2 separate regions of the Homo sapiens genome follow, and region 1 is linked to region 2. Evidence: chromatin contacts called from ENCODE Hi-C or POLR2A ChIA-PET data. All regions are on one chromosome and are shown on one strand. Each heading gives the region's core, a stretch centred on a gene start or an enhancer-like site at or near the end of the contact. The rest is flanking DNA. Distances are from core to core; before and after follow the strand shown.

What was found. Hi-C counts contacts between places; a loop is a spot of excess contacts on that map. ChIA-PET counts read pairs that join two places held with the same protein, here RNA polymerase II (POLR2A). Pooled maps may share reads with other maps.
Region 1: a map of endothelial cell of umbilical vein shows a loop between it and region 2 (7-fold over the local background). The contact joins the promoter of MBOAT1 here to the promoter of LNC-LBCS in region 2. A Hi-C loop is called at or near these places in 2 of 168 maps with a recorded cell type or tissue (Right ventricle myocardium inferior and endothelial cell of umbilical vein) and 6 of 50 pooled maps. POLR2A ChIA-PET finds 5 or more read pairs at or near these places in 1 of 52 experiments (PC-9).

What each region holds. Positions count from the first base shown.
Region 1 is chr6:20,211,188-20,213,887 of GRCh38, reverse strand. MBOAT1 (membrane bound glycerophospholipid O-acyltransferase 1) reads left to right here and starts at 1,419. Exons shown (of 13, transcript NM_001080480.3): 1 at 1,419-1,752. The coding sequence starts at 1,654. RefSeq lists an enhancer at 391-891 and a silencer at 1,074-1,613.
Region 2 is chr6:19,803,369-19,806,241 of GRCh38, reverse strand. It overlaps LNC-LBCS (lncRNA bladder and prostate cancer suppressor, hnRNPK interacting), which reads left to right and starts at 1,483. Exons shown (of 4, transcript NR_134651.1): 1 at 1,483-1,567. RefSeq lists a silencer at 1,515-1,564.

The sequences.
Region 1 (2,700 bases), core at 170-2,669, 410 kb before region 2:
ACTCATATCTGAGTGTTGATTTTTTTTTCCTTTTAAACAAAGCTCCGTCTGCTCTCATATACCTCACTTCAGCTGTCATCTAGCTCCAGATAAGATGAATGTTGCTCCAATGCTGGTCATTTTCCAGGACTCTATGATATTAAATGAACCTATCTAGCCTAGTGATCCTCAAGTATATGCCTGTGTGCGTGTGTGCATGTGTCTGTCTGTCTGTAGTGTGGGTTTGCTTGTGAGTGGTAGAGATTATCATCTGGTGGTGACATCTCCATTCGGTTAGCTTGTGGGAGTGGTGGTACAGACTTTTTTTTTTCCTCCTCCACAGGGGACATAGGTTGAGAAACTCTGGCCTGGCAATTTAATGCTCAGTGCAGTTTGATGGTGATAAAACTCCTGAAGAAGGCAAGAGTGAGGCCTGAGTCTTGGAGAGTAAGTTGTTGCCAGTGCCTGACAGGCCTTCGGTTTAATTTGAAGCTGGAGGCCACATTGATAAAGTCGGCCCCGAAAGTCATTGCCTGTCTGATCGAATGCCGGTTTACCCAGCGGAGGCTGGGGGCCACGTGAGCTCACTTTCTTTGGTTTTCTACCCAGCAGCCCAGAATATTACCTTCCTGAAACCCTTTTTCATCAGCTAGCGATTCCTGAAAAGGATCTTCAAGATTTTTATGTTTCTCAGAACCTAGCAATAACTTGGAAAAGTTTTCCAAGTAACATTGATGTGTGGGTGTTCGGGGGCAGACAAGTTAAGGAGCAAGGCACCCTTTTTGAGGACCCGTGGCATGCAAATGACTTATCAGAATGCACATAGTATGACAGTAAACACCGTTTCTTACAGAGGTGAAATAACTCTCACTCCACAGAGACGGAAGTGACCCGAAGCTAGCAGTCCCCTGTATTTGCTTGTGTGACACCGAACATGTCAGATCAGGGTGTAGGAAACTATGCCTAGCGCAGAGGAGGGTAAAGGAAGTAGGGAGTCTGGTGGCTGCGGCGCTCCAGCTTCCAGCCACCGGCAGAGGAACCCTCTACGGCTTGAAAGGGAAACGCAGCCACTCAGCCGCTTCGACTGCGGCGGCGAAACCAAAACAGGGTGGGGCGGGGTGGGTGGTGCTCTCTAGTGGAAGGCGCCCGCTGGGTGAGGTCGTTTTGTCTGGCGGGGGGCTAGGACGGTCAGCCCGGGAGGAGGAAAGGCGCGTCCCGCCTCCAGCTGCAGGGCCAGGCGGCGGCGCCCGCTGGCGTCGCTTTCCCTCTCCCGGTCGGCCTCGGTGCAGGCCAGGCTGGGCGGGCCGGGCGGCGCTTGGGGGCCGGGCTCGGAGTCCCCACTTTTCCTCCCTCCTTCCCTCCTCTCGGGGCCGTCCCGAGCGGCCGGGCCAATGGGCGCGGAGAGGAAGGGAGCGGGAAGCGGGGCGCCTTGGGCCCGGCCCTCCTACGGCGCCCGTGGCTGCAGCGCCAGCGCCAAAGCCAAGTTTGCGCCTCGAGAGTTTGCGCCTCGAGAGTTTGCGCCGGTTCGCATTCCCCGGCCTCCCGTTCGCTCCCCCGCGAACCAGGCGGCCGTGCGCCTCTCGGGGCAACCACCCAAGAGCACCCGGGCGGGAGGACGCCGAGCAGGGGGTGTTGCGGGCTGGGACAGGGGCAGCCACCTCCCGAAGATGCAGGATGGCAGCAGAGCCGCAGCCGTCCAGCCTTTCCTACCGCACCACGGGCTCCACCTACCTGCACCCGCTCAGCGAGCTCCTGGGCATCCCGCTGGACCAGGTAACTGCAGGCCGGGAGCGCAGCGACCCCAGCTCCCCAGCGATCGCGTGCACGGGGCGGGCGAAAGTGTTAGCCACCGTCCCTCCGCCTCCATGGCGTATTTTACAGCCACACACTAGACAGTTGGTTTTTGTGTGTGTGTGTGTGTGTGTGTGTGTGTGTGTGTTTTCCCTTCTTGAGTTGGTGTTAGTGTTTTTCTCCTTGTAAGTGTGAAAAAATATTGGTACAGCCTGCGCGGCAAGTTCTACTGAACTTTTTTTTCTTTAAGTTTGGGATTGCCTCGTTTCCTGTAATCAAGTTCTGAAGTAGTCTGATACATGAAACCAGTGTTTCTTTCATCAGTGTCCTCAAGTCGTTATTGTTTTTAATTTAGATGACCCTACTTAAAAAACAAGCGCGATGAATCTGTAGACGGTAGTCTATAGATTTTGAATGCAGGACCTGGGTTTTAGACTTCTGAGGCGAGGCTTGTTCAGGGGTGACAGTTATTTTGTACCGTGTGTGATGCGGGACACACAAGGACACTTTGGTTTTCCCAGGGTTCGGTTGGCTCATATGCCTGGGGCTGGAGCTTCTGAGTAGGACAGGTTAGGGGGAGGAGAGGGGCCCCAGTGAAGTTATTTGAACTGTCCAGGAATTATCTACAACCATTAAAATTAAAAATGGCAACAACAGTGATTCCTGGCAAGAAACCTTCCTGAAGATGAAGCCCGTCTTACTCATTTCCTTGTCTCTTCAGGTGCTGCAGGCTAGATCTGCGGGATACTTAGTAGTGACCCAATCAGTAAATGTTGATTTAAATAGAATTGGGCAGGGCATGCTGGGGGAGGACCCACTGCGCTCCTGTTTTGTTTCATGCTTTTTTGCCTGGTTTTCTTCCCCTTCCTCTCACCAGTGCTCCTTTTCCTTTCCTTTTAACAAGAGCACACCTGCTGCCCTTTGCGCACA
Region 2 (2,873 bases), core at 234-2,733:
ACACGCCGCCTTTAAGAACTGTAACACTCACCGCGAGGGTCTGCGGCTTCATTCTTGAGGTAAGTGAGACCAAGAACCCACCAATTCCGGACACCATGTTGGTCAGGCTGGTCTCGAACTCTCCCTCGGCCCCACAGAGTGCTGGGATTCAGGCATGAGCCGCCAGGCCCTTAACTTTTATTCCAAAAAAATTTCAGTTAAAACTTCCAGTACATAGTATTTGCATAGCAGGGACCCTGAAGTGTTTGTTAAATGAATGTCACATATATCACATACTGTGATAGGAATAAAGTCATTCGTTTGAAAGGTTGATAAATACAATGATAGACTGCTAGAACTTCATGAGTCTTAAGAGAATATCTCACCAGATCTCATCTTCCAGATTTAAAAAGGGGGGCACAGACTTCAGCAGGAAGGGCTGATTTAACGACATCTACTATAATGTGAGTCTGGGCCACACTCTGGTTTTCCAGTTTCAGTAATGATGCATCACTACTCTTGAAAAACCACCAGAAACCAACAAGTAAGCACCCAAAAAGATGTTTAGGAATTCAGAAGTACTCCTTTTACTCTAGCCTTAAAATTATTTGCTCTTGCATTGTGGATTACCCATCAACAATGTCCAGTCCTTACCAGGAGTCAGGGAGAGCGTCAAATGCTGGGCATACTGAAATGACCTTAACCCAGTACTTGGCCACCTACAGGACACTGTAATGGAGAGCAAAGCAGGACAGAGGTAATGCAAAACACAAAAACACCAAAAAATTGGAAATCTTTGGAGCCATTTGCCTTCTAGAACCTTAAAGGCGCCCTATAGTCCCACACTATAGAATATTGGAAGAGCAGTCGGCTGTAAGTCTGAATCATGAGTTCCTTACACTTTTTTCTACCCAGTTCAATTTTGGGAACTTCCGAGTCCTGGTCCTTTCATTGTTTGTGATACCCAACACCCAGCACAATGCGGAGAGCACAGTAAGGTGGCAGTGAATTCATCAATACTTTCAAAGTCTATTTTATCTACAAGGACAAGTTTTATTGTATGTTTCCTTTTAAATAAGTGCCACAGTCGCAGTAAGTGAAAACATCCTGACACCACCCCAGCGGCCCCCCCAGCTCGTGGGCCTCCCCGCAGAGCGCGCGCCCGTGGGGGTAACCGGCGGAAAACTAGGGACGCGGGCACAGCCGCAGACTGGGCGTGGGGGGCACCGGAATGGCCGAGCCTGGGACGCTGGGACCTCTGGCCGCCGCGGGGCGACCAGGCGGGCGGAGACGTCTCGCGCCCTCCCGGGCCGCGCGGCTCCAGGCGCATTCCTGCACCCAGCTCCCGCGCGCCGCGCTGCGCTGCCTCCCCCGGACAGCTGATTCATTGGCTCGGCCGCCCAGACTGCCTGGCGCCGGCTGCGTGACGTCACCCATTCACGGAGCCCGCCTCCCCCGCTCCGCTGGCGCCGGCCGGGCGGTCGCCCTGACAACGCAGACGCCAGCCCGCACAATGACTTCCAGCTGGAGCAGCCCAGCCAGCCTGCGCGCTCACTCGCTTGCTTGCGCTGGGCTTCAGGGCGCCCGGGTGAGTTTTTTTCTCTCCCTCTCGTTTTTTTTTTTTTCCCAGGCTCTCGCGGGTTTCCCCTGCCAGGGAATCCACTCGCTGTAGTTTTCTAGGGCTCTGGTCCCAGTCCTTTCTGAAGCGCGCTTGCAGGCTGTCTTCCTCAGTCGCCCTCTCCCTGGGTGCTGTTTTGCTGGGCAGCATCCCATGCTAGGCTCGGCAGACATTCTGGCGGTTGGGTTCGGCCCTTACAGCGCTAACACCTGCAGAGTCGAGGCTCCTGCCAAAAGGCAGAAAGCAAAGGAGGAAAAAATTCATTGTCATAATAGCGAAAATGATAAACCTCAGCTGTTTAAGAGAAGAATGTCTGAGTAGCTGTTGATTATCTCCCATAATCACAAAACAACTTTTTTTTAAAAAGAATTTGCACTGTCTGTTAAAACGCGGTCATTGTTTTGCTTTCAAATCGAACTTCACGACAGTTAGCAACTTCAAGAACGCTTCCAAATGGATAAATCTTTCCAGAAGGTAAAACAAATCTGGGAAGTTGTAGCAGTGTAAATTGGAGAGTGTGTGAGGGTCGTATTTGGAGAGAGAGAGACACACACACAGGAGATTGGTGGTCTTGGGGCAAGGCAAATAGCTCATTCGCCCCCCCACACCTCCAGTTTCCACCCCAGACCTTTAAATCTTGAAGGTGGAGGAAAGGGAGACGTAGCTGTTGATTAGAGTTGGGTGGGAGGTAATTCTTATTCTAAATTTTCATTTTATTTATTTTTTGGTGCCAGATTTCTTGCTTCAAAACAGCTGCATTTTTGGAAGAAAGTCCACAACTGACAACTAAGCAAAACCCTCCTGGTGGATAGCATAAATCTGCTTTGTTGAAGCTGCTCATTTGTCTGATCTATGAGTCCAGAAGATGCAAACTCCCTTCCCAGCTTATGCAAAAATACTTCCAGTAAAAACAAGCCCTTTGGCCCTTTTCTTTTGTCAGTCCAGATTTCAGCATGTTCTTCGCTTTGTTATTCATCATTTTATGTATTTGGACCCATCCTCAAACAGACTTTAAACCGTTTAAAGGCAAGGAGGGACTCTTTCGTAAACCTTTAATCCCCTGGCCCAGCTGAGTAGATGCACAGTGTCTTTTGATGATGGTGATATGGAATGATTAATAACCACACAAGGCATTCGGTTGGTCAAGTCACTGTTTATTGGCTCAAAATAATCCTTGGTTTCTGTATGTCTACAGCTCACTTCCTAAACAGTTAAATCCGGAGAAGTCTAATAGATAATAGTTGGTGATCATAAATATAAATAACCAATACATTAG